Regions from separate parts of the Homo sapiens genome. Here region 2 is linked to region 1. Evidence: read pairs that join two places in POLR2A ChIA-PET (ENCODE). Cell type or tissue: OCI-LY7. All regions are shown on one strand. Links, peaks and the distances in the headings refer to the core of each region. The heading gives the core; the rest is flanking DNA.

Region 1 (15,911 bases), core at 4,896-12,895:
AGAGAGATAGACTGTAGTACAGGAATAGTGGGGGATTTCCCAACACCCCACTCTCAGCATTACACAGCTTATCTAGACAGAAAATTGACACAAAAAATTGAACTTAAAGTAGGCTTTATTTAGTCATTTACAGAACATTCTATCCAACAACTGCCAAATACACATTCTGCTCATTAGCATATGGAACATGCTCCAAGACAGACTATATGTAAGGCCACAAAATAAGTCTCAGAAAATTTTTAAAAATCAAGTTCATATCAAGTATTTTCTCAGATCACAATAGAATAAAGCTAAAAATCAATATCATGAGAAACTCTCAAAACTAGACAAATACAAGGACATTAAACAACATGTTCTTGAACGACCATTGAGCCAATGAGGAAATCAAAACAGAAATCAAAAAATTTCTTGAAACAAATGAAACATAAATATCAAACATACCAAAACCTGTGGAATACAGCAAAAGCAGTGCTAAGTGAGAAGTTTATAGGACTAAATGCCTGCACCAAAAAGGTAGAAAAATTACAAAGGAGCATTCTAATAATGCACCTTGAGGAGTTAGAAAACCAAGAACAAATTAAATCAAAAATTAGCAGAAGAAAAGAAATAATAAAGATTGGAACAGAACTAAATGAAATAGAGACTTAAAAAAATACTAAAGATTAACAAAATGAAACGTTGGTTCTTCAAAAAAATAAACAATATTGATAAACCACTAGCTAGACTAACCAAGAAGAAAGAAGATCCAAACAAAAACAGAAATGAAAAAGGAAACATTACGACTGACATCACAGGAATACAAAAGATCATCAGAGACTACGATGAACAATTATACACTGACAAACTGGAAAACCTGTAAGATACAGATAAATTCCTGAAAACATACAACCTACCCAGATTCAATCATGAAGAAATAGAACACCTGAACAAACCAATAACAGGTAGTAAGATTGAATGAGTAAGACAACAACAACAAAAAGCCCAGGACCAGATAGATTTACAGCTGAATTCTACCAAATGTACAAAGCACTAATATCAATCTTCTTGAAGTTATTTCAAAATATCAGAGAGGAGGGAATTCTTCCTAACTCATCTATGAGGTCAGCATCACCCTAATATCAAAACTACAAGGAGACAACAAAAAAGAAAACTACAGGCCAATATCTCTGATAAACATAGACACAAAAATCCTCAACAAAATACTAGCAAACCAAATCCAACAGCACATCAAAAAGATAATACCCCAGGGCCTGGCAGAGTGTATTATCTTTTTGATGTGCTGTTGGATTTGCTATTGGATTATCACATCTGTAACCCCAGCACTTTCAGAGGCCAAGGCAAGGTGGTAGGATTACTTGAGCCCAGGAGTTCAAGACCAGTATGGGCAACATAGTGAGACCCCATCTCTACAAAAAATACAAAAATTAGTCAGGTGTGTTGGCATCCACCTGTAGTCCCAGCTATTCAGGAGGCTTACGTGGGAGGATTGCTGGAGCCCAGAAGGTTGAGGCTGTAATAAGCTAAGATCACACCACTGCACTCCAGCCTGGGCAACATAAGGAGATCCTGTCTCAAACAAACAAACAAATAAACAAAAAACAAAAAGATAATATACCATGATCACATGAGATTTATACCAGGGATATAACAATGGTTCAACATATGCAAGTCAATAAACATGATATATCATGTCAACAGAATGAAGGACAAAAACTACATAATCATCTCAATAGATGCAGAAAAATCACTTAATAAAATTCAACATGGCTGCATGATTAACAAAAAAAACTCTCAACAAACTATGTATAGAAGGAACATACCACAAAATAAGAAAGGCCATATACAACAAACCCACAACTAGCAGCATACTGAATGTGGAAAAGTTGAAGGCCTTTCCTCTAAGAACTAGAACACGACAAGTATGCTCACTTTCACCACTCCTGTTCAACACAGTGCTGGAAGTCCTAACCAGAGCAATCAGACAAGTGAAAAAAATAAACAGCATCCAAAATGGAAAAGAGGAAGTTAAATTGTCCCTCTTTGCTATTGATATGATATACCTAGAAAAAACTAGACTACACACACACACACACACATGCACACGCGTGCACACACACACACAACTCTTAGATTTGATTAATGAATTCAGTAAAGCTGCAGGATGCAAAATCAATGCCCAAAAATCAGTGGTATTTCTATACATCAATAATGATCTAGCCAAGAAAGAAATCAAGAAGGCATTCCAATTTACAATAGCTACAAAAACAAAGAAAGAAATAAAAACCTAGGAATATATTTAACCAAAGAGGTGAAAGATCTCTACAAGGAAAACTACAAAACACTGATGAAAGAAATTGAAGATAATACAAACAAATGGAAAAACATCTCAAGCTCATGAATCAGAATTAAAATTGTTAAAATGACCATATGGACCAAAGCAATCTACAGATTCAATGCAATTTTAATGATAACATCCCATCATTTTTCACAGAACTAGAAAAAACAGTCCTAAAATGCATGTGGAATCAAAAAAGAACCCAAGAGCCAAAGCAATCCTGAGCAAAATGAACAAAGCTGGAAGCATCACATTGCCTGACTTCAAAATATACCACAAGGCTATAATACCCCAAACAGCATCATACTGGTATAAAAATAGGCATATAGACCAATGGAACAGAACAGGGAACCTAAAAATAAGGCCACACACTTACAGTCAACTGATGTTTGACAAAGACACCAAGAACTCATATTGGAGAAAGGACAATCTCTTAAATAAATGGTGCTGGAAAAATAGGATAGCCACATTCCAGAAGAAGGAAACTGGACCCCTATTTCTCACCACATACCAAAATCAACTTGAAGTTGATTAAAGACTTAAACACAAGCTCTAAAACTATAAAAATACTAGAAGAAAACCTAGGGAAAACTCTTCTGGGCATTGGTCTAGGCGAAGAATGTATGACTGAGACCTCAAAAGCATAGATAACAGAAATAAAAATAGACACACGGGACTTAATTAAACAAAAAAAGCTTCTGCACAAAAAAGAAATAATTAACAAAGTGAAGAGACACCCTGTTGATTTGGAGAAAACATTTGCAAACTTCATCCAACAGGGGACTAATATCCAGAATATACAAGGAACTCAAACAACTCAACAGGAATAAAAGGCAACAAATAATTCCATTAAAAAGTGGGAGAGGCTGGGCGCAGTGGCTCATGCCTGCAATCGCAGCACTTTGGGAGGCCAAGGCAGGCAGATCACGAGGTCAAGAGATAGAGACCATCCTGGCCAACATGCTGAAACCCCATCTACTAAAAATACAAAAACTAGCTGGGTGTGGTGGTGCGCCTGTAGTCCCAACTACTCGGGAGGCTGAGGCAGGATAATTGCTTGAACCCGAGAGGCGGAGGTTGCCGTGAGCCAAGATCTCACCACTGCACTCCAGCCTGGTGACAGAGCGAGACTCAGTCTCAAAAAAAAAAAGTGGGGGAAAGCACATGAATAGATATTTCTCAAAAGACAACCTACAAATGGCCAACAGGTATATGAAAAAATGCTCAAATGCTCAACATCACTAATCCATCAGAGAAATGCAAATCAAAACCACAATGAGACATCATCTCACCCCAGTCAGAACGGCTATTATTAAAAAGACAAAAAAAAAATGGATGTTGGTGAGGATGTGGAGAAAAAGGAAGTTGTATACTCTGTTGCTGGGAATGTAAACTGGTGCAGCCACTATGAAAAACAGTATGGAGATTTCTCAAAAAACTAAAAACAGAATTCAATCCAGCAGCCCCACTACCAAGTATCTATCCAAAAGAAACCAATAGATCAAAGGGATACAAAGCATTTGCATTTTTATTGCAGCACTATTCACAATAGCAAATACATGAAACAAACTTAAATACCCATCAATGGATGAATAGGTAGAGAAAATGTGGTAAATATACACAGTGGAATACCATTTGGCCATAAAAAAAGAATGAAATCATGTCATTTGCAGCAACATGAATGATCATTATATTAAGTGAAGTAAGCCAGGCATAAAAAGATAAATATTGTATGTACTTACTTACATGTGGAAGCTAAAAAATTTGATCACCTAGAGGTAGAGTGGAAAGAGATAATGGAGATTGGGAAAGGTGACTGGGGGAAGGAGAAAGAATGAAAAGAAATAGGTTAAAGAGTACAAACATGCAATTAGATAGAAGAGATAAATGCAATGTTTGATAGCAGAGTAGGGTGACTATAGTTAACAAAAAATGTGTTGTACTCAGGTGATGGACATCCTAAATACCCCAACTTGATCACTGTGCATTACATACATGTAACAAAATTTCACATGTATCCCAAAAATTTGTTTAAAAAAATTAAAAAGAAGAAGACAGCGGAACTAAATAGGGGAATCCTACATAAGAGAAAGGCAAAAAGAATCCCCAAAATGCAATGTGAAAGAGATATCAGGATTACAACTGTGAAGCCGCTCTAAGAACAGAGATCAAGGAATAGATAGATGTCTATGATTTTTAAAATAATAATAACCTTGCTTAAATAATTAATGTGTCAGAACATAGTGAGAAGAGAAGATTTATACTGTGGGGGATCGGGGGAGAATTAATGATAATTTAAAAATGAAAAAGAGGTGCATAGAATCAACACATTGAAGAGAAATTTTGCACTAGACACTTGTTAAAAATGGCAAGGAAGACTTTACTCAAGACTATTGCAATAGAGGAGAGAGATTGAACTCAATTCTAAATACAACAGGGATAACAACCTAAGTGACAAGAGTGAGACCCTACCTCAAAAATCAATCAATAAATAAATACAACAGGGATAAGTGGGAATATATATTCAAGGGGCATGATGAGGGAGTCATTGGATAGAAACATACTAAAGAGGGACTTGGTTAGGTATCAACAACATTGGGGGAGAAGAACTTGATTAGACATCAAGGGTAGGGAGGAGAGCTTGATTAGATATCAAAGGTGGTGGGATTCTCTATAAACTGGCTAAGCAGTATCCAAAGCTAAAACTAGACTTGGCAAGCCAAAGATTGGGCCAAAGAGAAAGTCTAGTCAAAGGAGGGCTCAGAGGAGCCTGACTACATTTGCTCAATAAGGGAGTCTTTGTCAAATGAACTATTTCCTTCCCTTCCTTTCTTTCCTTCCTTCCTTCCCCACTTCTTTCTTTTGTTCATCCTTTCTTTCTTTTGTTCTTTCTTTCTTGTCTGTCATCCAGGCTGGAGTGCAGTGGTGCCATCATAGCTCACCGTAACCTTAAACTCCTAGGCTTAAGAGATCTTCCCACCTCAGCCTCCTGAGGAGGTGGGATTACAGGTGCATGCTGCTATGCCTGGCTAATTTTTTTTTTTATTTCTGTTATTTTTGGAGATGAGATCTCAGTATGTTGCCCAGGCTGGTCTTGAACTCCTGTCCTCAAGTGTTCCTCCCACCTTGGCCTCCCTAAGTGTTGGGATTACAAGTATTACATGCCACAAGGCATGACTATCTTTTAAAAACAAATGCAAACTGTTTGCTTTGTTATTTTTAATACATTTTTACAGATTATTTCTGTAAACCAAAAATAAAATTCTATGACCCCCGCAACCATTTGAATGGACTCCCTCCTCTTGGCCAGGGCACTCCTAAGATAACCTGAAAGACTGGTTCAGGCCATGACGGGAATGGCGGATTGGACATGCCTCATTATGCCGTCCTCCCTTTTGGAATTCAGGAAAAGCTGACCAGCATTTAACATCAACACAAACCCTAAGTCTGATAAGAAACATTTGCAATGTATTCTCTTTGAAACTTGCTACCTGGAGGCTTCGACTGCATGATAAAACCTTGGACTGCACAACCACTTATCACAACCCAGACTTTGTTTTCTACTGATAAAAACTCTTTCAATCAATTGGCAATCAGAAAATTTTTAAATCTACCTATGACCTGGAAGTCCCCACTTCAAGTTGTCCTGCCTTTTTAGATTGAACCGCTGTAAATCTTACATCTATTGATTGATGTATTATTATGTCCCCCTAAAATGTATAAAAGCAAGCTGTACCCTGCCACCTTGGGCACATGTTGTCAGGACCTCCTGAGGCTGTGTCTCGGGTGTGTCCTTAGCCTCGGCAAAGTAAACTTTCTAAATTGATCAAGACCTGTCTCAGATACTTTTGGGTTCACATTTCACACACAGAAATTGTGAGAACAAATTTTTATGGAGGCCTAGAAGAAAGCACTATAAACTTTGCAAAATAAGTGCAGGAGAGGCAGGTGATAGTGATACAGCATTTCCCCCAATAATTACCCCCCCAAAAATGGCTGGTGCACTGAAGAAAACTTTAATTCCCCTACAGTTTTAACTAGGCTCAGCCATGAACATGGGGAAGGCTGGCATTTGTGCAATGACACTGGGGTTCTCCACTACATGTCTGGTCATCCTATCAGTACCTTAAACCTGCCCACAACCAGTTCCTAAAAAGGAAAAGCAGTGTTCTTTTGCCAGCAAAATTGGGGTTTAGTTGAAAGTAAAAGGATGTATTTGAAAAGTTATATCTGCCTTTAAAGAATAAAAGGATCTATCTTTGCACCTGATAACAAATTAACAAAATCTCAAATGGATAAAGCTTGTGTGATGAGACCAAATCACACAAAGTGAAGAAGTCGAATTTTGTTTAATTTAAATGATAGAGAATAGACATGCGCTGAGTTACATTTTCCTTAAAAAATCACCCTGAATGCTATGTAGAGGATGGGTTGTAAGGGGGCAAACATAGAAGCATGGAGACCAGTTAGATAGTTACTGCAGCCAATTATTTGGACTAAGAGAGTAAAGATAGAGAATAAAAGAGATAATCAGATTTGAGATTGATTTTGGAGGGTGAGCTGACTAGATTTGCTGATGGATGGACACAGGGGTGACAGAAAGGAAGGAATCAAGAATGACTTCTAGGTTTTTAGCTTGAACAACTAAGTAGATATGTCATTTACTGAAATGATAAAGACAAGAACAGATTTGAGAGAGGAATCAAGAATTCTGGTTTCAAATGATTATTAGCTATCAAATTTCATATTAAGGAGGAGGTTGGATATGTAAGTTTGGATCTTAGTGGGGCTAGTGAAATACATTTGGAAATTGTCATAATTCTGGTGGTTATGAGATTGCCTAGAATGAGGATAAAGACAGAAAACAAACAGAGAAACCAAAATCAAGCCTATAGAGTACTCAAAAATTTAGGAGTTGAGCAAAGAAAGAAAACCCAAAGGAGTGAAACAAAAGCCAATGGTATGGGAAAAAATCCAAAGAACATGGTCTCAGGGAAGCCAAGGGTGTTTTAAGAGTGGAAGAGTGGTTAACCACATGCCAATTGGTCAGTAAGATGAAATCATAAAGAATGTTAACCATCGTTTTTGACTAGCTGGAGTCACTATAAATCTTGGTGAAAATGAAAACTATAGTAAGGTTAAGTAAGATTAAGAAGGAATGGAATGTGAGGAGTTAGAATAGGATGTAAAGAAATTGTAGAGATAGTATAAGGAGCCAGGGTTCTTTTTGAAAAAAAGCATCTAATAACTCCCATTCTTTTTTAGAGAGAAAGAGAGAGAGAGCACACAGGAAGGAGGCTAAACTTGCTTGCATAAGCGTCCCACTCTCTCAATAACCTTAATCCATTCATAAGGACGGAGCCCTTGTGATCTAATCACCTCTTAAAGGTCCCACCTGTCAACACTGTTGTATTGAGTATTAAGTTTCCAGCACATAAACTTCGGAGGACACATTCAAACCATTGCAGGGAGTTATATGCACTTCCTCATGAGACTGTCAGTATATCAGAAAAGCTGTGTGAACAGCTTGTGACAGCTGCCCCAATGGCTGTTCCATAGGCTCTGGACAGGCGAGTGAGAGACGATGCAGGGTTTGGGTATTCTCTCTTTCTTTCTTCTCTTGAAGGGAGGGATAGGGAAATGAGACTTAACCCCAAAATCCACAGTGGTCTTACACTTTACCAAGACACAGGGTACAAAATTCCCCCTGGGAATGACAAATATCAAAAACCAGGATCAAAAGTCCTCAGTAAGAAAGGAAGAAAACATTTGGCCCCACCCTCAAAGGGCAAGAGTGCTGAGGGAAAGCAGGACTCTCATTCTGAGTGACTTGAGCACCAAAAGTTTTATGTCTGGTCTTGAGACATCAACGGGCCCTTGGTGGAGAGGAAAAAAAACACCGTGGTGTTATTCAACAGTACCTCCAGACCAGTCCCTGGGGAAATTGTTCCAAGTTCCTCAAACAGTGGAGCCAGTAAAATTGAAAGAGTAAGACTACCTCTTGGGGGCCTAAAATATCTGTGGCCACTATGCGAAAATATCAGGTCAGACCACCCAAGATTTCCAGAGTGGTATTCATTTTCATTGATGGCTTCTTCAACCAGGAGCAGGCCACAGGCTAGAGTGGTAGCGATGGAGAGCAGAGAGGTGGTTCCCAGAGCAGCAGTCATGAGAGGAGACGGGCCAGTGAGCAGCCTGAAAGCAGAACACACAACAACAGCAGGAAAGCTACAACAGCTGCAGAGGACCATGTGGAAAGGGAGATGCCTCAATGGTTTAGAATTCTATATTAAAAACAGTGGTGGTTTGGAAGAAGCCCCAAGATAACTGCTACCAAACCTGTGAAATATAATTTAGGTGCCTCAAACATGCCTCTGTGACCTGAGGCTCTTCCTGCTGCCTGGAACGTTCCTCTTGGGCTGAAGTGAGACCAACTTCTTATTCTTCAGGTACGAGCTAAAATGTATCTCAGCGTGGAGGCCATCCCTATTTAAAGATCTCCCTGTGATAGTCTAACGCAGCCCTGTTTTTCCTTGAGAGTACTGCATTTCGCTGATTCTGATATATACTTTTTTTTCATATTTTAACATATCTGAAGTTGGAATGAATCTTATAATCAATACTGTGTCATAGTTTAATTGGCCACAGTTTTTCTAAGTGATTTTTTTAAATGGTGCATTTTATAACCTGTGCCATTTCTATTCAAGAAAATAGAGTTTTCATCATATTCAGTGAGTGTTGTTTGTATGTTTACTGTTTGTTTGTCTACTCTATAAAACTGTAGGCTTCTTTAAAGCAAGCACTAGCATGTAGTACAATGCCTGGTGCATCATATGTATTCAATAATGATTAATCAAATGACTGAATTCATTAATTTTATGTATTTATTTTAATTTTTTTTGAGACAGGGTCCTACTATGTTGCCCAGGCTGGTCTTGAACTCCTAGGCTCAAGTGATCCTCCTGCCTCGGCCTCCCAAAAAGTGGTGGGATTATAGGCATGAGCCATGGAGCTCGGCCTGAATTCATTAACCTTAGGGTTGTACAGCTCTCAGCTGAAGAACACTGTACACAATACTGTGTATAATCAGGTGACTTAAGATTTTTGGACAAAATTGAATATATAGTCTCTCTGTCAGATTCACATGTACCCAATATCTTATCTCAAAGTACTGGTGTTTTTGTTTTTTGGATTTTTTTTTTTTTGAATCTCACTCTGTTGCCCAAGCTGGAGTGCAGTGGTGCAATCTTGGCTCACTGCAACCTCTGCCTTCTGGGTTCAAGCAATTCTCCTGCCTCAGCCTCCCGAGTAGCTGGGACCACAGGTGCACATCACCACGTCCAGCTAATTTTTTTGTATTTTTAGTAGAGATGAGGGTTTCACCATGTTGGCCAGACTGGTCTCGAACTCCTGACCTCAAGTGATCTGCCCGCCTCAGCCTCCCAAAGTGCTGGGATTACAGGTATGAGCCACCACACCCAGCCTCAAGGTACTGGTTTTAAGCAGAAATTTCCAAACAAGTAGATACCTTAAAACAAAGAACACATATCTGTCTAAGCAGAAAAAATTTTTTGTATTAGAGATTTCTCAGAAAATCACTTTTAAAGGGGAGATAATAATAGAAAGTATTTATGCAGCATCTCTCAGTGTAATGCCCCGGTGCTTTGACAAGTACACTATTTTTGAACATGGAAAAAAACTCATTGTCATACATTATGACCAGTTTCTCCTGCTTAATACTATAGTTAAGTCTAATCCTATGTTTATAACCTCTTAATCTACTTCCGTGGAGGAAATAGATTTCACCTTATCTATTCACTTGATACTAACTCAAATAAGTAGAAAAACCAGGGGATTTAATCTTGGCTAAAATAATTTAGCAATTAGCAAATATTTCAAGGAACGCCAGTTAGAAACATAGGAAACATAAATGGATTTCAATGCATGGTTGATCTTTTTGAAAATTTTCCTCTGAATGAACGTCCTTCTTTAACACTGATGCAAGGCTCTGGATAAATCTTATTATTATTAAAGTCCCCAGTAGTGAGAATTTAAATCAAATTTATGCAAAATGAGAAAAATGGGTCACTTCTGCCACTGCCTTATTCTTGGAATTTTTTTTTAGCAAAATAGAGCTGAGAATAAAAATCATCTCAATTTTACACTACACCATATCTCCCTTGTAACATTCAGATAATGATTCTGAAGCTATTTGGTATGATGGATGAAGAAATGCATTCTGAGCTTGGGCAAATCACGCAGGACCTCTGTTTCTGCTTTTGCAAGTCTGACTTGTCAAGGGCCCCTCCCATCTCCTCAGAGAAAGCTTCCAGACATCCCTGGTCAGAATCGGAGTCTCCTTCCTCTTCTGGACCCACTTAACATGTAGTTTCTACTTCTTGTGTAACAATTATGCAGTGAACCCTGTAGTGCAAATGAGTGTGTGTGCATTTGTCTACCTCGGAAGGGTGTGAACTCCTGGAGTGTCAGGACTGTTTTCATTCATCCTTGGGTCTTGCACATGGAAGATGACTCATATTTTGCCATATCAAATTGAATTGCTTTAAAAGATTAGCTTTGGCTTATTCAGTTTATGCTCCCTAAGGTTATGTTTTTATGTACTAGTATTGCAGATTAGGAAAAAAAAAAAAACCCAGCTCATCTCAAACCCTCGTGGGTCTTTTTGTGTGACATAGAATGAGAGCTGAGCTGAGCCCAACCTCGGTTAAGAGAGTGCCTCCAGCAGTTCAGACCCAGTTCATGTCCTGAGATAAGACTGGGAGGGGCTTCCCTGGGCCCTGGGAAGAGAGGGGTTCCTACGAGATGAGAAAAGTATTCCCTTAGGTTCTCAGAGAAAATGGCAATGCTCTATGTGGACTATGCACCCATTAGAGACCCAATGCTCTATGTGGACTATGCAGCCGTTAGAGCCATTAGAGACTCTATGTGGACTCTGCAGTATTAGAGCCATTGGAGACCCGTATTTATGCAATCTAATCCTGGGTCAAATACTCATTTTCCAGGTGATGATGGACAAGTCCCTTAAGCCTTCTGATCAGCAGCTTCTTGAACTCTAAAATGGGAAATCTAATATTAATGATATCCTACAACATGGACTGTTGTGAAAACTAATAAAGACAAAGCCTTCTCAAGCACTATGAAGCATTCAGTGCTAAGTACAATGAAAATAATGTGGCCAGAGGCCTCGGGCCTGTGCCAGATGGAACCAGCTTTGGCCACTCTTTCCCATACTGCTGCTCCCAGCTGACAGAGGTTTGGCTGAAGATTCTGCAAGGACCCGTGCATCAGTATTCCCACAAGGAGCTGCAGGGCACACACAAGTGTGTGCTGAGAAAGCCCCCAAGAAAGATGGAACCCACGTGGGGGCATTGCTAATGCTGTCCCAGAAAACAAGCCCAGGGATTTTCCCAGCTCTATACATTGCTTTGTGTTTATCAGTGCTTTGACCAGCAGCTATTCATTTGTGATATGAAACTCTTAAAATAAAATCTTTTTTATTTTAGCAAGTTTTATTGAGGGAACCTGGCTGCAGGCAGGATTTCAGTCTTATATCTGCATAAAGCCTAAATTGTTGGCATGTTGAAATATTTCCTTAGAAAAACCAAGGTGTTTGATGTTGCTTAGCCACACCAATTGACTGGACTTCTCACTTCCTAACCAGTTGCCTTGGTGTTGCTTAGATGAAGCCCAGATTAATTTTTTTCTCGGTCACTTCTTATAAAATCTGAAATCTGAAAGTTCAGCCCTAACCACCTCACAAAATGGTCAGTCTTGTTCTTGACCTCATTAACAAAGGACTGTCCTTCCAACTCACACCAATCTGGGGGAGGAAATAAACCAGACAGCCCGAATGACGACAGAGTGGGATGAAATAACCCCTCCCTGGGACAATGCCTTTTCCTGTTTCTGGAGGCTCCTCCTATTCCCACACTGGCTTCTGCATCCGTTACTTGGCCAGGATCCTCTTTCACATCAAAGTGTCCCTCCTTGGGCTTCAGAAGTAGGGGCATAACCTTAGTTTCTACAGGAAGGCATTTTCATCCCAAAGGAAAGGGAAAAACCATGTGTTTGGTTGCTATACAATTACAAGCCACTTTCCTTGTTTTTCATTTTACAGTCGTGCACATGAAAAGTATAGGCAGGCTTTTAGCTACGATGGGCCAAACATTTGGTTCCTAGACTTCTATAGTTTGAGCTGGAAACATTAAAATAATTAAACTGCAGCCATTAGTCTTCATGAATAATATTAAATGCCTGAGTCAGGAAAAGTTTTAGGAGAGGATACGATTTTCTTTTTTACTTCAAAAACACATGAAAGGGCATAATCTGGACAGATATTTAAGGAAGAGAGGTTGAAGAATGCCATGCATTCCATCTCAGACTAGGCTATGGGGACTCTACGTGGGAGGTCTGGATTTAAATCCAGTTTTGAATGACTGAATGTAATCGGTGATGGTAGGGCACTACAGCTTTCCCAAAGCTGTCAATTTGTGTCATTATCAAAAGCACTTATTTGGTACCTAATATGTCTATGCATGGCAGATGTTTAAATAGGAATGTCCCTGCCTTTCTGGGGCCTCTGATCTAAAATGGTGCAGATACTCTTGGAAATGGGGTAAATAGCAGAACCTTGGGTGGGAGAGAGCATGTCCAGTAGTATTTTTTTAGTGTGTAATTAGGGTGGGAGAGACTAGAAAGTTTTAACTGGTGGAGAATACAATTCATCATCACTGGAAGGCGACCCTGTAGAAGAGTATCACATTTGGGGTGTGGGAGCTGTTGATCAAAAGATAGCATAATTTTCAGCCAGGCGTGTTGGCTCATGCCTGGAATCCCAGCATTTTGGGAGGCTGAGGCAGGTGGATCACTTGAGGTCAGGAGTTTGAGACCAGCCTGGCCAACATGGTGAAACCCTGTTTCTTTTTTCCTTTTATTTTATTTATTTATTGTTTTGGAGACAGAGTCTTGCTCTGTTGCCCCGGCTGGAGTGCAGTGGCATGATCTCGGCTCACCGTGACCTCTGCCTCCTGAGTTCAAGCGATCCTCCTGCCTCAGCCTCCCCAGTAGCTGGAATTACAGGTGTGTGCCACCACAATAGGCTAATTTTTGCATTTTTGGTAGAGACAAAGTTTTCCCATGTTGTCCAGGCTGGTCTTGAACTCCTGAGCTCAGCCAATCTGCCCACCTTGGCCTCCCAAAGTGCTAGGATTAAAGGCGTGAGCCACCTCACCCGGCCTGAAATCCCATTTCTACTAAAAATACAAAAGTTAGGTGGGCATGGTGGTGCATGCCTGTAATCCCAGCTACTGGGGAGGCTGAGGCAGGAGAATTGCTTGAACCTGGGAAGCAGAGGTTGCAGTGAGCCAAGATCATGCCACTGCATTCCACCCTGGGCCTCAGAGCAAGACTCTCTCTCAAAAAAAACAAAACAAAAAAAAAAAGCATAAGTTTCAAAAACTGAAGAAATACTGTTCTAAAAGTATTCATTCATCATTTGCTCATTCAGAATTTACTGACTGCTTCCTGGATGCCCCAATGTGTAGCTGGCACTATAAAAGGTATAAAACAAGTAGACTCATCCAGACATTGACAAAGTCATGTACACTCAGGAGCCCATAATGGCACAACATTGAAGCAATGAGGTAGAAGTGAATTATCCCAATCCACACCAACAGAATTGTTATATGAATCTCAATCACTTTGGGATAGATGAGGATATAGACTTAGAAACAGAAAAGCACAATATCTAACTGACCCTAAGTAACCTCAAAGCAAGCATCCTTAGTGTTCTTTTATCCTTCATATGCTCACACTGAGGTAGAAAAATTAAGCTTTGTGGACACAGGAAGGGGAACATCACACACCAGGGCCTGTTGTGGGGTGGGGGGAGGCAGGAGGAATAGCATTAGGAGATATACCTAATGTAAATGATGAGTTAATGGGTGCAGCACACCAACATGGCACATGTATACATATGTAACAAACCTGCACGTTCTGCACATGTACCCTAGAACTTAAAGTATAATAAAAATAATAATAATTAAAAAAAGAAAAATTAAGCTTTGTGTGGCTGAATTATAAATTTCCCTTAACAATTAAGAAAATGGCCAGACGCGGTGGCTCACGCCTGTAATCCCCGCACTTTGGGAGGCCAAGGTGAGTGGATCACGAGGTCAGGAGTTCCAGACCAGCCTGGACAAGATGGTGAAACCCTGTCTCTACTGAAAATACAAAAATTAGCTGGGCGTGGTGGTGGGTGCCTGCAATCCCAGCTACTCGGGAGGCTGAGGCAGGAGAATCGCTTGAACTCGGGAGGCGGAGGTTGCAGTGAGCCAAGATCACACCACTGCACTCCAGCTTGGGCGACAGAGCAAAACTCTGTCTCAAAAAAAAAAAAAAAAAAAAAAAAAAAACACAGTTAAGAAAATGTTTCTTTACCAGAAGTGAATACTGTAGGTTTTACTCTTGGGTTAGGGAAAAGGAACATTGGAAGTGAATCAGATCTTCCATTAGGGCCATGTAATCATACTGTTATTACAATGAAAAACAAAAAGGAAGAGAAAAGAGAGGAAAAAGAGAGCAAGATAGAAAAGATTGGATTCCAGTCTGCTAAAGCTGTCTTGTCTCTGACTGAGAAACCTGTTTGGTAACCTGAATGACACCGATTCCTACACCTACAGACAAGCGAGAGGAAATGAAACAGCATTGGTGAAGCATTCCTTTTTGTTGTTTGCTTGTTTGTTTGTTTGTTTGTGTTTTGAGATGAAGTGTCACTCTGTAGCCCAGGCTGGAGTGCAATGGCGTGATCTCAGCTCACTGAAACCTCCGCCTCCCTGGTTCAAGTGATTCTCCTGCCTCAGCCTCCCAAGTAATTAGAATTACAGGTGTGTGCCATCTCACCTAGCTGGTTTTTTTTTTTTTTTTTTGTATTTTTAGTAGAGATAGGGTTTCACCATGTTAGCCAGGCTGGTCTCAAACTCCTGACCTCAAGTGATCCACCCACCTCGGCCTCCCAAAGTGCTGGGATTACAGGCATAAGCCACCGCGCCCAATGGTGAAGCATTCCTTATGCCCTATGTGCTTTAATACCATTATCTTATTTGATCCTGACAATAGCTTTCCAGGAAGGTGTTAACAACTCTCATTTTATAGATGAGGAAACTGAAGTTGAACGAGTTTAAGTAACTTGCCTAAACTCATACAGCTAGTAAGTAGCAGAGCCGGGAGTTAAATCCAGGGCTGTCTGACGTCAGAGCTCATGAATTTTCTCCTACTTACACTCCTTTCATTTGATGCTCAAAGCTCCAGAGAAAAATGTATGTATATAAGGCCCTGGTTGAGTGGAGGACAAATATTCCCTCTAAAATCTCTACCTGTTCAACCTCCCCAGGAATACATCAGACTACTCTTCAAATATAGTCTTCCCATGTCCCTGACCCACCTAAATTGTTCACTCTTTCTTTAATATTATTATAATGGAACTCATGGTTTATATTTGAAATGAATTGTATATTGTTGTTTGAAGTGCATATGAAAGGCAATGCTATGTAAAGCC
Region 2 (15,911 bases), core at 3,294-11,293, 410 kb before region 1:
CAACTGACAAAAATCATTTCCCCAAAAAGCCTCAATCAAGGTGAAAAAACATAATGCTTTTTTGAGACAAGTTTACAGACTCAAAATAAAAATGTTATTCTTGAACCAGAAGATGTTTAAAGAGAGATCCATATATATTAGGTTAGAAAGTTAGTTGTGTTTTCAGAGTTTGGTGTTAGCAGTAGTATGTACTCCAAATCAGCAAGTGTAATAAACCAAAGTTAAATTCACTTTCCTTCTCTCTTTCAGTATAATCCTCAAATTATTAGGATTATTTTTGTCCTAATTCAGCCAATATCAAATTCATATGTTAGTCTCTGTACATACAAATATTCACAAGAGTTTTGAGGGTCTGTTCCCTGAAGTTGTTCAGCTTGCTGAAATATGGTTACATATGCAAACATTATCTCCCAATTGTAACCTCATTTTCTGCTCTGCTGGACAGCGTGACCAGTATTTGTCATTGTGCCTCCCCCCCCGCCACATCATTCATATGTCTATAATTGTCATCGAGATGTGGCATGTCAGCGGGACTCCAGTGTTCTCTGCTCCCCGTCTTCACACAGTCACTCAGGTAACAAACCCGTAATCTCGTCCTGTTTTCATGATGGTTGAATTACACATAATTGTTTCTGCACAGTGATTGATTTCTGCCTGAATAGAGACCTCTGCCTTTTTTCAATGCAAGCGAGTGGCAGCCAAGTCTCTCCATCTAGGAGGAGGCAGCAGCCTTTGAAGAGATCAAAGCCAAGGCCGCAAGCAGTTGTGCGCCCTGGGAATATGGAAAGCCTTTATGCTCTCAACCCCATTTCCAGCATCATGTTGGATTGCAGCTGCATTACATTCTGCCAGCATTCTTAATGCTTTTAGTATTGACTCTGACATCACCGATAGCTGTTTTAAAGTAACAAAAGCCGAAGGATGACTTATTTTCACAACTCTGTAATTGGAACATGCAAAGATGGGGGTGGGGAAGCAAGAATGAAGGGGAGGGAAATACATTTGCTTTTAATTTAAAGCAGCACAAAAGGCCCAGAAAAAAAATTATGTAAGTTTCCACAAATGAAAACCATGTTTTTCATATGGAAAAACCAGCAGGGGCATTTTATAACTCAGACCACACAAAATGAACTGATGGCTAAATACACACTTTTTCAAGCCTAAAGGGTAAAATAAAAATGATGGGGTAAGTGATTCCAATTGGGAAAGGGACTCTAACATGTATTTGGTCTGAAGACTTTGCAGACACCTGATGCAAGGTGAACGGGTGCAGCTGCTAAAGACCTGTCCCGCGCCCTTACCTGCTCCTCCTTAGCCCTTTTTAATCAACTAAGCAGAGCAGATACTTGCATTTGTAAGAATCACAGGTTTATTTGGGAAGTTGTAAATGCATGATTCCATTAACAGAAGAGGAAGAACAGGAAAGTCAAAGGTGGTTTTCAATTCTGGCTCCAGATACAGAGACACAAATCAGTATGACAGGATCACGTCTTGACAAGTGAATCAAAACCTAATGCCACCAAAAGAGGCAGAAAAATTCCTAAGAACATAATAACCAAAATACATCAACACTAGTATCCTATTTCTTAAAATGGAAATTAAAAGTAAAGCTATTTCTAATTTTTTAAAAATAATTAAGACATTTTGGACTTATGATTAAATACATTGTGTAATTCATCCATTATTACATTTAAAATCAACATAAAAAGCAAGCAGGGCGACCATAAATCACTATACTATGTCTCTGGTGCTACATATAGTGTTACATATGTCCAGTAATCACTCCCTAGTAAGAAAACCTTCCGTTATTCCAATTCTAATTTTTAATTGCTGCCTTTGAAAATGTCTGCCCTAATCAATATTACATAGCTCTACAGAGAAACTCTGAATTTACATTCACATTGAAATGACAAGATTATGGATGGAGAGAGCAGGAAAGTAGAATCTTAAGAGAATTTATAAAATAAAATGCATCTCGTTTAACAAAGTCCCCTTTTCACAAAGATTTAATATTGTTTATGTAGATAGTAGTCAATGAACCATCAGTCTTTAACTTTTCCAAGTCTACAAAGTTCTAAAACTTATTGACATAGGAGAAATGACTATGAAATAACTGCTTCCTTTCATTCTGCACAAAACTTCTTAGTTCTGAAACACCAAGTAATTGGCGAACAAAAGCCATCTTTGTTTGAAAGGATTTTGAATCAACAGACCTGGCTGTAAGGTACCCAACTGTAAATTTTCTTTGAAAATTTGTCTGTAACTGTGCAGAACTGGAAAACTCTTTCTTTTAACAACCTGCCTACTTCAGTTTACTGGGTTACAGTTTTTATGTTTGTTTCATTTGGGGTTTGTTTTGCTTTAGAGGAAAGGGTACAAACTACATGAATTCAGAATTGCAAAAGCAAAATCAGCAAGAAAACCTGAATAATAACATCTCAAAATCTGTATATTTTTCTCTTGGAAAAGTGCCATCTTTCCTTAATTTTACCATTTTCGGAAAATGCCGGAAATAAGTTCCAGTGTTATCAAATATTTTTCTGTAGGTTGCATTCTTAATAAGCTTATCACATTTTCCATATCCCAAGGCCCCCTTCTAATTTCAGATTATCAGGCAAAAAAACATTTCTTTTGTGATTCTATCATTAGCCTTCTCTTGCAAAGTAACAAGCAAAACAGTCACTGGAAGCATCCCAGGCTTCCCATTCAAACCAAAGGAAAAAGTCAATATACGGCGCCCCCTCAATCCCCTGCCCCCGCCTTCTTCAAGGCCCTCCTCAGAGAAACCTGTACTTAGAATTTTAGTCACCTGAACAGCATGTGAGAGAACACAGCACCACTTGCTCAGCCACCAACCTTGAGAGAGGCACTCCAGTGGCTAAGCAGAGACAAACTAAAAGCATATGGAATCTCAGTAGCCCCCGGAGCTGTGGGCTCCACACATTTCTCAGACTGCCCTCAGCAAAAATTGCCATCATTGAGAATGGAGGTGACAACACTGTAATGATACACAGGAGACTCGTTATATAGCATAATCTATGTGCTGGCCTATTTATTTTTCCCTTCAGGAAGGGAAAAATAATCTCTTGAAGAACCTGGAGGGTCCTTATGCTCCTTACTGAAAAGAAAAGAAAACTGCCTCAGAGGTGAGGAGTGGGGGAAGCAAGCCGGTTGAGGAGCAGGAGTTAATAGGTACTGCCCAAAGTCTGGGACCCCTCTAGATGAGGCATTCCAATCGCTTCACACAAATACAAATTTACTCTTAAAAACCTTTAAATAACCAGATTCCATGCTTTCCTTTGATAAACCATTCCAATGTTTATTAATCTCTCCCTCTGAAGTAATTCTCCCAACCTAAATTCTTTCAACAATTTAAGTCCATTTCCTTTGGTTATTCCTTCAGTGAAGAACAAAGCTGGCCCCAGGCACATGCTAAAGAAACAGTTCTTATATTTGGAGCTGGGTTTAAACTGCTCTCCTGTCTTCCCCAAGTCAAATGAACAGCTTATCAAGCAGATCCCCCTGGGAATTGGCAGAGTTCTGCCATCAAGATCTACAATCATATGTCAATAATTGGATGGTGCCCAATTTTCAACATGCTCATGAAAGACTGAGAACTGTCTCAGATAGCACAGAGCCTTCTTTTCAAGCGGTTTCATCACTTGCACACACAGTACATCTTTGGTTTAAAATAGCAAGTGCCCTAGTGCAGACATCTAATCTAGAGAGAAGGAAGGGAGCAGAATTCCCACACAGCTGCTGGAGGGCAGGGCCACAGGAGGGGTGAACAGGAGATGCCACAAGGTCACCATGAAGCACGACCTCAAATGATGTCATTTAGCTGGGCCACACGAGGGTGAAACACAGCCTCAGCCCACAGCTCAGTGTGCAGCAAACCCAGGTGATTCTGAGCAATCTGCAAGTAATCTGTACAGCAAAGAATTGACCCAACCAGCCAAAAAAAAAAAAAAAAAAAAAAAAGAAGAGTATCCTCATGAATACTGCATAATCTGCAGGTTTCATAAAAAACTTTCATATGAAACACTCAACAGCCACACTTTCAGAAGTATCTTATCGGAACAAATAGGAATAGGGTTCCCGTTTACTTTCCCCAGCCATCAATCTAGAATAGTTGGTTATCCCACATCATACAAAGAATACATAGCATTATCCACTGGGGTGCAGCAGGAAGAAAATACTACAATGTCAATACATATTTCTATATGAAAAATTTTAAGTTTTACCAGAAATATTTAACATACAAATTGCCACTGGGGCCCCCGTTTGCTCTGTATGCCAGACGGTCAAGAATGCCAAGTGGACTGAAGATAACAGTAATAATGTAAGCACAAAAAACAGCAAGAAAATGGCAAAGCCAACAGTTCTACCTCTAATATCAACCCTTTAAGAGCTTGCATTAAAGCTAAAATCTGTAATGACACTGGACAAGACTTGTCAAGAAGCTGACCAAAATAACGAGAAATTATCAATTTTATTTGAAATAACAGCCATCAGATAATTATATAGTTCAGGTATATAATTCATAAATAATTATACAGTGGCCAAAATTTTTAATTGATGAGGGCTTGCAGTAAAATAAATCTCACCATGGATTTAGATATCTGAAATATCAATTGATTTCACTTTTCTTCCTCTCAATATGGATTAAATCAGCTCCTTTCCTCACTGTACTGATCTAACCTTCTGGAAGCAAGATGGAGCCATGGAAGCCAGAGTGGAAAAGAAATGAAGCTGTGATACTCACTGTGACATGAATGAACCCTGAATACATTACACTCAGTGAAAGAAGCCAGTCACAAAGGACTACACCCTATATGTGCCTATGATTCTATTCTTATGAAATGTCTCAAATAGGGAAATATGTTGAGACAAAATAGGTTAGTAGTTGCTTGGGCCTGGGGTGAGCACTGAGGGAATGAGAGATAAGGGGATAATAGCTAAAGGCTCTGGGGTTACTTTCCGAGGTGATGAAAATGTCCTAAAACTGACTGTGATGATGGCTGCACTAACTATGTGAATATACTAAAAACCACTACACTGTACACTCAAAGTGGGTAAAATGTATGCTATGTGAATTATATCTCAATAAAAATGAAACTATTTTAAAAATAAGTGACCACTGAAAAAACATTTGCTGAATGAATAAGTGAATGAATTCCTCCTATCCCAATTAAACAAAAGCCAGAGGAAAAGCTCTCCTGGACATGTTCTCCATGAGTAAAAACAACTGTGTTGCTTAGTCTTTGTCCACGTAGCGACCTTGTGACTTTAAAACACTAAATGTTTGCTCATGAAAAGGAGTATCTGGATGATGACTGGGGTCAAGGAATTCAGGATTCTATGAGAGAGTGAGCAGAGGATGAGCAGAAAGTAGGTATGGCTTGGTGTTCCAAAGGCAGACCTTTAATGGTAAGCATTATATACCAGTGGAATTATTCACGTTAGATGTCCAGATCTGATTTGGTATAATAGGTATGCACTTGTGGTGCCCCTAATAAGTTATTAACATATGAGATGTCCTCCCAGAACCAGGCAAAAAGAAGTATTGAGTCAATCTTCTACCTTTCTCATAGCATCAGACCTTGCTTCACCTCTAGAGCAGAAAAAACCTCCTTTCTTAAAAAGCACTGACGTAAATTCTGATGCTTTCAGTACAGGTTGAGTATACTTTATTCAAAATTCTTAGGTCCAGAGGCATTTCAGATTTCATTTCAGATTTGGAGTATCTGCATTATATACCTATTGGTTCAGTATGTCTGATGGGAAAATCAATATCCTAAAAACTCCGACAAGTTTTTTGTTTTTGTTTTTTGATCTTCATGTTAGTGTTCAAAGAGTTTCAGATTTTGAAGCACTTCACATATTGGATTAGGGTTACTCAACCTGTATCGATAAAACAACTCAAGAGAAATGCAAGTGTGTTTTCTTTGAGTGAGCTCTAAAGTCTGGTACCATAAGAAGTCCAGGAGCTTTTAAGCACGGGAAGCATACTGACACAACCGTGTTTCCCTTAGTCTACACAACAGTCCTTTGTTAGAGCTTCAGATAAGAAAACTGAGGCTCAGTGGGGTGCGGTGGCTCATACCTGAATCTTTGGGAAGTGCAGGAGGAGCACTTGAGCCTAGGAGGTTGAGGCTGCAGTGAGCTTTGATTACACCATTGCACTCCAGCCTGGGTTACAGAGAGAGGCCCGGGAGGGAGGGAGAGAAGGAAACAGGCTTGAAGAAGTTAGGGACTAGTCTGTTCAGGGATACATGGCTAGTCAATGACTTGCCTAACTCCATGTCAGTATTTTTTCCTCTACCACGAGATTAGCAACAATAGAAGCCTAAAAAAAAAAAGTCTTTAAAAGGTTTTTCTCAGGTAGCCAATATTTTCAAATTTGCATAGACATTATTGAATTAACTCAAGATTAAAATAACAAATAAGAACAAAAACAAACATCTCAGATAGCCCTGAATTATGAACGGTTTTTTCATTTGTAGCTTAAATGTCACATTTCTCTCACCACTACACAGAGGCCTCTGTTTTTTCCTTATACCCAGCCATCTTAGGAGGAAATATTTCTTTTTGAAAAATTTAATCTCCATTTTCCTCTATAGATACATAAGAAGCCCTCATAAAATCTAGTACATATAATCCTGTATTATGTAACTTTTTGTTGGCTTCACATTATTCACTAAATGGGATCTAATATCCTCAAGCCTGCAATTCACAGTCCTATGTTGACACCTTATTCCTAGCAGTACAGTGATTCCCTGCAATGAATTCAGACCACGTATTTCCTATATGTGGTAACTAAATAATATTTTTGAAACAGTCATTTCCTACTCTTTCCAACTTACCGTTAGGATGCCAGAAATTTTTTTAAAGTACTTGTGAGTAAAGAAACAGAAACAAAAAGGTAAAGCAATTTTCCCACCTGTAGTAAGTGGCTAATCCTGGATTTGGGCTCAGGCACTTAAGATGCAGAGCATGTGTTCTCAGCCACTACATGACATATGTAAATAAATGAAAACTTATCTACCTTCATAATATTGTTTGCCCAATTCAAATTGTAGTCAAATTTAACAACAACGATTTAAAATGTGGTTAAATAGTACAAAAAGCAAGTGCCTCACACAAGGTAAAGGTTTCTGGTGGTGGTACTAAATAAACAGTGACACAGTACCAACAGCATAAAACAGAAGAGGGTCTAAGTCCTGGCCTCCACTCTTACCAACCATCAGTTAACTTGGCAGCAATGTTTATAAACTTGTTCATTTCAAATGCTCTATAAATAGTTCTGAGTTTCTGAGTTCTATTCTTAAATAGTCTTAGGTTACTTAACATGAATGCTCTTTTAATAAAAAAAAAAAAATTTATCAAGCAACTTTCCTGGCCCAGCCCAGAGGTGTCTACACAACCCTTTTTAAACAAGTAAACCAAATATTCCCCACCATGCTTCAAATGGGCCACATGGAACTGAAAGCAGGTAAAGAATGAATAGTACATATAAAGACAGTCCTCTGGAACTGCTCTACTAGGCTGCAACACTCCAGGGTGAGCAGGCTAGGCTCTGTTCACACCTGTATCCCTGGGTTGTAGTAGTGATGTCATGCCTGCCTCACTCTGCTCAGCTGTGGATGTTTGCACAAGTGTCTCTCCCTCACTAATCTGTAAGCTTCTAGAGGGTGGTGACTCTGCTTTTATCATCATGTATCCACAATGGGGCTCAGCACACTGACTGTCAAAATAAGTATCTTCAATGAATATTTACGGAATGAATGATAAATCATTCCTGAAAACATTCTTTAGGATTTATCTTCATTCTACCAGGAAACTTGTTTATCCTTAAACTTTAGGATTAGTTCAGAAACTCCTATAACAACATATAATTAGTGAACTGCAATAAGATGTGCTTTCTGGTTATTGCACCATCCTATGAGGGTCAAAAGAGCTGTATTAGCATCTTCACTCCTGAAATTAAATATAAATAATGAACCAAACTAATGCTGCACGGATATCAAAGATAGCACTGAGTTACTATGAATTTTCTTATATTAAGTAGCAAGTTCTTTACATATTAACTTGCAAGCAGATCTTAATTGTGCAGGAGTAAAGAAACAGATACATGATGTTGGTGTAAAATAGTTTTGAACCATTATTTCATGAATAGTTTGTCAAAACTGTTTACATGCTTACTATGTAAAAAGTTATCTTAAATCAAGAAAGCTATGAACCAGCAAGTAACATAAACAAATAGATTGGCCGGGCGCGGTGGCTCACGCCTGTAATCCCAGCACTTTGGGAGGCAGAGGCGGGCGGATCATGAGGTCAGGAGATCGAGACCATCCTGGCTAACGCGGTGAAACCCCGCCTCTACTAAAAATACAAAAAATTAGCCGGGCGTGGTGGCGGGCGCCTGTGGTCCCGGCTACTCGGGAGGCTGAGGCAGGAGAATGGCGTGAACCCGGGAGGCGGAGCTTGCAGTGAGCCGAGGTCGTGCCACTGCACTCCAGCCTGGGCGACAGAGCGAGACTCCGTCTCAAAAAAAAAAAAAAAAAATAGATTATAAATATATTTTTAACACGGTTTCATTGTAGTGGTATTTAAAATAACAACAAAAAAACTTTAACATCCATAACTGAGGATAAATCCAATAAATTAAAGTGTGTATATATTTGTGTGTATATATGTACATATATATACATGTGTATATATATGTACATATATGTACATGTGTATATATATATATAACTGGATACTATCCAGCCATTACAACTGATGACACAGACCTACATTCACATAAAGATGAGCACACGTAATACATTTTTAATGACAAAAGATTATAATAGAATAATAATCTTATAAGCTCATTTACAAAAACGTTTGTATTACAGGTATAGATACAGAAAGAATGTCTGAAATGAAACAATTCATCAAAATGAAACCATTATATCAGAATGACAGAAATATAGGTACTTTTTATTTATTTTTTCTGTTCTTTCATGGGTTTTCCCCCGTTTTTATATATTACTGTTAACCAAAAAAAAAAAAAGATATTTCCTTTTGAGAAAAAGAAGAAAAGACTGTTCCTAATGTCTCCTTAGAAAGAAAAGTTTCTTCACTTTTTAAAGGAAACTCACTGTTGCAACTTCTCAGGAATGATCACAATTCCAGTTAATTCTAAACTAATTTCTCTTATTTAAACCAACATCATGATACCACAAAAATCACCACTAACTGCTCCTAAAAATGAAGCACATACCACATTTTAATTGCTTGCTGTGCAAAGAATGCTCTTTGGCAGACTTTTGCCTGTAAATGCTCAGTTCTTATGTAATAAGGAGGCAACATCATTTGCCAAAAAGATTCTAAGAATAATGAAACCTTTGGTCATACAGCTATTTGATTAATCTGTTTAGTCCCTAAGACTTGGGGACACTGGGCCTCTAGAAGTGAGGAATAGAGATTCCCATAAAAATCAGACACTTATCAAACTATGTCTGATATACCCCAGGAAGCAATATTTCCTGGGAATTTTCAAGAATACATTGAGCAATCACATGGTTATGTGTTGAATGAACCAGAAGACAATTTCCAAGTATTCTTAGAACCTTTTATTTAAGCCATTTACATTATTTAATAAAAGTATAACAGATACCTTTAATCCTCAAAGTAGTTTATTGACTAAGGATTACTCTTAACACTTCTGAGAGATGAACTGATTTATGAATTGGGCCCCAGCTCCTGAAAATACCTGACTTTGAATCCAAATTCCCTACCACTTATTAAACTCTGGTTGGGACTATGGACATTCAAGTAACTTCTCTGTGCCTCAGTTTCTTCACTGGAAACATAGGCATATTAGTAGCATTCACTTCATACTGTTTAGTAAAGATTTAATAAGAAAAATGCATGTAAAGTACATCATTAAATATTACATGCTAGTATATTATTAATACCAGTACTCTCTTCACCCTTGGACAAAATACTTATTTCTCATAATCACATGGAGGTTTCTGGTCAAGGTCCAGGAAGCTTCATAGGTAAGTGAAGTGATTTTGTGAGGCATTGTTGACTTACATCAAATAAAGTATGGACCAAAAAGATGCCCATAATGTAAAATGGTTTGGTTCCAGATCTTGGTTAATTTTGTTTTCTTAGCATAAAACTGAAAACAATGATTCCTAAGCTAAACTCATGAATGCCTGTCTTCAAACTGGCTTCTCTTTCCAAATTAATTATTTCCATTAATACTGTCCTCTCACCATCAGGCTAGAACACTCATCATCTTTTACACAACTCTTTCCCTCCTCCACATCTAACTGGTCACCTTTGAACTCTTGTGTTATCCACTAGCATCATAATAGCTATTACTACCCAAAATATGTTAAAGAAATGTACAATTTCCAATTTTATTCTCACAAAACCCTACTAAGAATCATTTCCATCTTACCTATGAGAAACTCACTGATTCAATAATCATCTAGCGTCTTCTGCATGCTAGTGGCAGAAATGGTAATAAGAAACTGAAGTTGCAGAAAGTACCCTGCTGTGAGAGTGAAGACTTGAGCCTCAATCTGGTACCACTACTTACCAGTTGTGCAATCAGGGTAAATTATCTGACCTTCCACTTCTTGACCTGTTTACAGTCGTCCTTACCCTTCTCTATGCCCTGCATGCCATTGCTCAACCTTCTCTATACTTCAGTTCCCTCAACTGTAACACAGGGATATCAGAGATAGCACTGAGTTACTATGAGGATTAAATGGGCTAACGCACAGAAGGGGTTTAGAACAGTTCCTGGCATGTGCTAAGTACTCAAAACTAATAACTAACGTCTAGTCCATGGATTCTATATGAAATGCTCAAATAATTTCTAAGCTCCATTTTGGCTTTGCGATTCCATACAAATTTATATATTTTTAAGAGATTCCATTTAAATACGGATTGATACCTGGTGTTGTTGCGTTACATTCTTGAAGTTTTAAAATTTCTGTTCTGTTTATTCCACAAACATCTGGTGAGTAACCTGCTCTGTGGCAAGTAATATAACAGGTTCTGGGCAACAAAGATGAATAAGACATGCTCCCTATCCTAAAGAAACTAACAATCAATGAGAAATACAAACACAAAGACAAAAAGCTATTGGAAAACATGGCTACAGAGCTCTGAGGGAGGACTTATGAGGACCCGAAAGAGAGAGTAGTCACTCTTGACTGACGGTGGGATCCGGAGGAACTTCATTGAGGAGGCAGCACTTACCCCAGACCTTTAAGGATGGACAAGACCCTGCTGGCAGGGAATAGAGAACAGGGCATTTCAGCGAGAGCAAGCTATAAGAATCCAAAGACAGGGTTTTGGAAAAGGGTTTAGGATGCAGGTCTGGGAGTGTAACTGAATCATAAGCTGCAAGGCAGAGTGGTGAGGAGGTAAGACTTGAAAGGGAGATGGTTCCAGGGTGTGGAAAGCTTTTAAAAATAATGCCCCAAAATGTGATTTAATCCCACAGCCAGTGGGGCAAGGCACTCGGGGAGAAAACCTCATGAGATCTGACGAGAGGTGAACAGTGCCAGTGGTCTCAATTAGGGCCCAATATGGTTGAGTGAAGAGAAAGTAAGCTTGGGGCCAAAGGGCCACACTTGGAGTCCCAGCTCCACTGCTTTCTGGGTGTGAGACCTCTGGAAAGTCATTTACATTATCTGAACCTCAGTTAAATTACTGAGCATCTACTGTGCCAATGTTTTTCCAAAACTTATTTTATAGAAGAATCAATGGAGAGTTTGTTAAAAGCGCATCTACATGACCTGCCTGTAGTGTGTGATTCAGGACATTTGCAGACGGGGCCAGTAATCTGCCTTTTTAACAGAAACACCTGTAATTCAGAGGCCACTGGCCACCTTCCAGCCATACCACCACCAATGCCAGATGAGGAGACCAAGGGTCAAAGAGTGTGAACACACATCTAGTCAGTAGCAGAGTGGTAGCATCTAGGTATATGGACTCCAACAGCAGTGCTTTGCTGCTGCTCTCTTTTATTTACTCATTTATTTTACCATTATCTTGGTTGGACCCTAGTCTCACTGACTGCAAGTCATGACTAAAGAGACAATCACCTCACCCTTTTCCCTTCCTCCCTAGCTTGGTCACTAAAGTAGGAACTGCTGCCCTCTCAGCAGTGGCTGTAGCCCTTTTCCCTCCCCAGCACCTCATGCACTCTCTACAAGGAAGGACACTCATCTCTTTGGCAACCTAGAAGCAGGAACTGAGCAAGGACAGACTGACCCTTTGTTCTCTCTGTCAGGCCAGCTTGCCCAAACATGGGTTTGGTCTCATCTCCAGTTCTACAGGATGTGAGCACCCTGCCTCTGCAAAAGAGGCATGTGGCTTGGTGTTGTGTTCAATTTAGGAAAATCAAAGGAAGTCCATGGTTTGTATCACAGTTCAAGTCACGTTCTCCAATGTAGCCTTATTGATAATACAGTTGGTATTATACTGCCTGATACTGTCTGGCCTTATTAATAATAAAGCTGATATTACACTTTCCCTCTGTCTGACTTTGCTGGACTAATTATTGACTTGAAGAGGCATGAAAATTATCAGCCTCAAAACACTAACCACAACGAAAGTTGAATGTAAACAAGTACATATTTTTAAATATTAACTTTATAAACATGTTTTTAAGATTAAATTGCAGTGCAGGTAACTCCTACCTAAAAAGGTGCATTGCCTTTGACTGCAATTCTGGCAATTTGTTCCAAAGAAACAATTCAGAATCTGTGCAAACTTTTAGTTAGAATATATGCACTTCATCACAGTACTGCATAAGGTGGGGAAAAAGGTGATACAATCTAAATGTCTACCAATAAAATACTGGTTAAATAAATTAGGCAATCTATTAAAAATGATGTTACAGAAGATTATTTATTAATAGAAAAAGATATACATAATAAGTTGGTGGCAAAAAAGCAAGTTGCAAAATGATACCTTATGTTCCTATTGCCATGAATATATAACAAGTATTTGTGTTTGTTTACCTACATTTATATGTGTGCACAGAAAGAAGTCTAAAAGGCCACACAGAAAAAGTGATCGTCTTTAACAATGTGATCCTGGGAATTTAATATTTGGTATTATTTTTGCTTATTTGAATTTTCTAATTTTTCCAGTGAACATGTATTGCTTTTTAAATTTCTTTTTATTTTAATAAAAATGGTTAAGCATTTTTGAAATTTTCAAGAAAATTGTAACAATTTCTCTTCTGCTTTCAATTTTAATCAATATTATGATGAATTTAATAAGTACTTTGTATTCTTAAAGGTAAATATGGCTATTTTAAATGAAAACAAACAAGTCTTTAGACCTTAAGGAACCGTATTAAATTGGGGCAGGTTACTGCTGTCGCTGACGATGGATCCTTGTCTTTAACACCGGGAGTATAACACTCACCCCAGTTTTCACATTAGGATTAAATTAAATATGACAACCCTGTAAGGTGCCTCGCACAGTATGTAGCACAAGGTAGTAGCAAAAAAAAAAAAAAAAAAAAAAATCAGTTGCTTTCCCTTCTTTTTCAAGCAAAAAAAAACCAAAAAACTTGAGTTTTAACTTAAAATTCTAATGTATGAATACAAATAAGAAAAAAAAATAATTCAAGCAATGATTATTTTCCTAACACTGCCAGACAGCTGACTGGTCAGCCCAACTGTAATAAACAGTAAATATTATTTACTTCATATTTTGGTTTTGTTACAGACTTTAAGATGCCAAAACAAAGTCTAATATATTTGAGATAAGATTTCAGCACCTTTTTCCCTCGATCCAGGTCATTTTAACCAGTATACAAAGATGATATGACCATAATTATTTTAAGGTACCATTTATAGTGTTCAAAATTGAGGGATCCTGTACAAAGAAAGCTGCATCCAATATATAAATATTTAACATTCATGGGATTTTACTGAAAGAAAAAGAAAAGTCCTGAAAGGAAAGAAGCTGGAATTTCCCAGGAGGCTAGAAAAACATTGATTTCTCCTTGCTGTTCAGCCAACACATCCCTTTGGACGTGATCCTTTTCGGTGACAAGAAAGCTAGAAAAATTTAAGCCAGAAGGAAATTCGAAGGGCAAAAAAAAATAACTTGCCCATTGTCCTTCATACGGCTCCTGGATATCCTTTCTCTATAATTTTTGCAGTAGAGAGAAAACCCCAGCTCCTATGGGATTAAGGGGGAAAAAAAAATCTCCTAACCAAAAACATATTCTTACCTCAATTCAACTCCATTCAAGTAGTTAAGAGTTATCTGGCAATTTCATATCAAATATTAGAAGGATATGAGACTTTCGGCTAACAAACCTGAAATTTAGAAATCTGTTCCCTCATACGTCTCATTCCCTTTCATGGTGGATTACGGTGCTAAAGAAGAAAATCTGCTGCTCTCCTAACAATCACAAGGAAAGCGAGCCCAAGAGAGGAAAATCAGATCTGTAAAAATACGATGACATTCCCCTGAATTTTTATTTATGCAAACATTTTCTAAAGGTTTGTGTAAGGCCTTCACCCAGTATCCAAATTCTGAGTCAGCATGATGGCACAATAGGAACCGAAAGTTTCTTCCCTTTCTCTGGAGTTTCCCGGGTAGAGTCAAGCACTTCTTATAGCTGCAGAAATCCCACCAGGTGGGGCCCAAGGCACTGACTTACACCATCTTAGACTCCTGCTCTGCGGCCACAGCTAGAAAACAGCGCTTTTGCAGGCTTTGTGCCATATGAACTTCTCATCAATCAGATCAGGTAGACAAGCCCGATATTAATATGCCATTTAACCTTCCCAAAGTTTTCAGAAGAAGATGATGGAGACCCGACATTAGATCTCAGGTCTTTTAACATCTAGCCTAGTCCTTCCCTTCTCTATGTTTAGCCATCATAGGGCACTGCCTACCTATCTCTCCCTAATTAAGGCTCAAAAATTTTGTTCACCACATTGCAAAAGGATAGAATCAATTTACAAAACACAATGGCCTAGAAAAGTCAGCACTGAGGCTGCCATGTGTATTTGAAAAGGACAGAACTTTTTAATAGCTGAAAATACCTCGTGATACTGAAAAAAAAGTTCCTTCTATTGCCAAGAGAATAAAAATGAATTGAAAAGCATTAACCACATGATTCTGAAACATACTTGAAGATGGTTTTCTTTTTACTAGTATTGTGTTTCCATCTCAAGAATCCTTCTGAAAAAAGCAGTTTTATCATCTCCATTTCTTCAATTAGGTTTCTAGGACCTAACTAACAGATAAGTACTTCCTAAGATAAATCCTCATATGAGGGTCTAGTCCATTCTTTATTTATTCCAGTAGTGCACTCCCCCGGCTGACTGTTTTCAGGAGTTATCTGGAAACTCTATATTCTATAAGGAGTAGTTTTGACTTCCTCATTAAAAACACTGGTCTAATGCTACTTTATTCACCAATGCAAAAAATAAGAGAAAAAGTAAAATAATCAAATACTAAGGATTACTTAGTAAACACTTTCAAGTTTTACTTTTCACGTAGCATTTGGTTTCATAAAGACAGATCATTTGGAAATATCCAGAAAACACACATGCAAAATTTCTTCTACATTCTTTATTAACTCAGCACATTTACTGAGGTTTCTACTCTGTGCTAGGCTGACTGTAACTAACATAATTCATCAGCAGTCCCTGAGTTTAAACTGGAGGACTGCTGATGATAGTCCCCCAGTTACTTTATGATGGTAACTGATTACTAGATGATTAACTATCATCAACATTTTTTATAATTTTTATTGTAAGGTTTCCAGGATTAAAAAAGATTTATAAAAATATCTTAGTAAAAACGCAAATATCATGTTATTGCTTGTAAGTGTGAGCTAAATAATGTGGACATAG

Evidence for each region. ChIA-PET counts read pairs that join two places held together with the same protein. Peaks named below come from ENCODE experiments on the same cell type or tissue, not always from the same donor. Only the 100,000 strongest peaks of a DNase experiment are listed, where the experiment ranks them.
Region 2: POLR2A ChIA-PET joins it to region 1 with 6 read pairs; 2 of 35 experiments call an interaction of 5 or more read pairs at or near these places.

Annotation. Positions count from the first base shown.
Region 1 is chr4:108,548,535-108,564,445 of GRCh38, forward strand. It overlaps RPL34-DT (RPL34 divergent transcript), which reads right to left. Exons shown (of 4, transcript NR_026968.1): 2 at 7,731-8,530. It overlaps LOC101929621 (a long non-coding RNA gene), which reads left to right and starts at 8,699. Exons shown (of 2, transcript NR_134679.1): 1 at 8,699-8,784; 2 at 11,359-11,858. In OCI-LY7, for the core only: no CTCF peak of the experiment used is centred there; DNase peaks (open chromatin) are centred at 8,257 and 8,537.
Region 2 is chr4:108,140,909-108,156,819 of GRCh38, forward strand. All of the region lies in intron 3 of LEF1 (lymphoid enhancer binding factor 1), which reads right to left. Among named protein-coding and RNA genes, the nearest start is that of LEF1-AS1, 19 kb to the right of the region's middle. In OCI-LY7, for the core only: no CTCF peak of the experiment used is centred there; no DNase peak of the experiment used is centred there.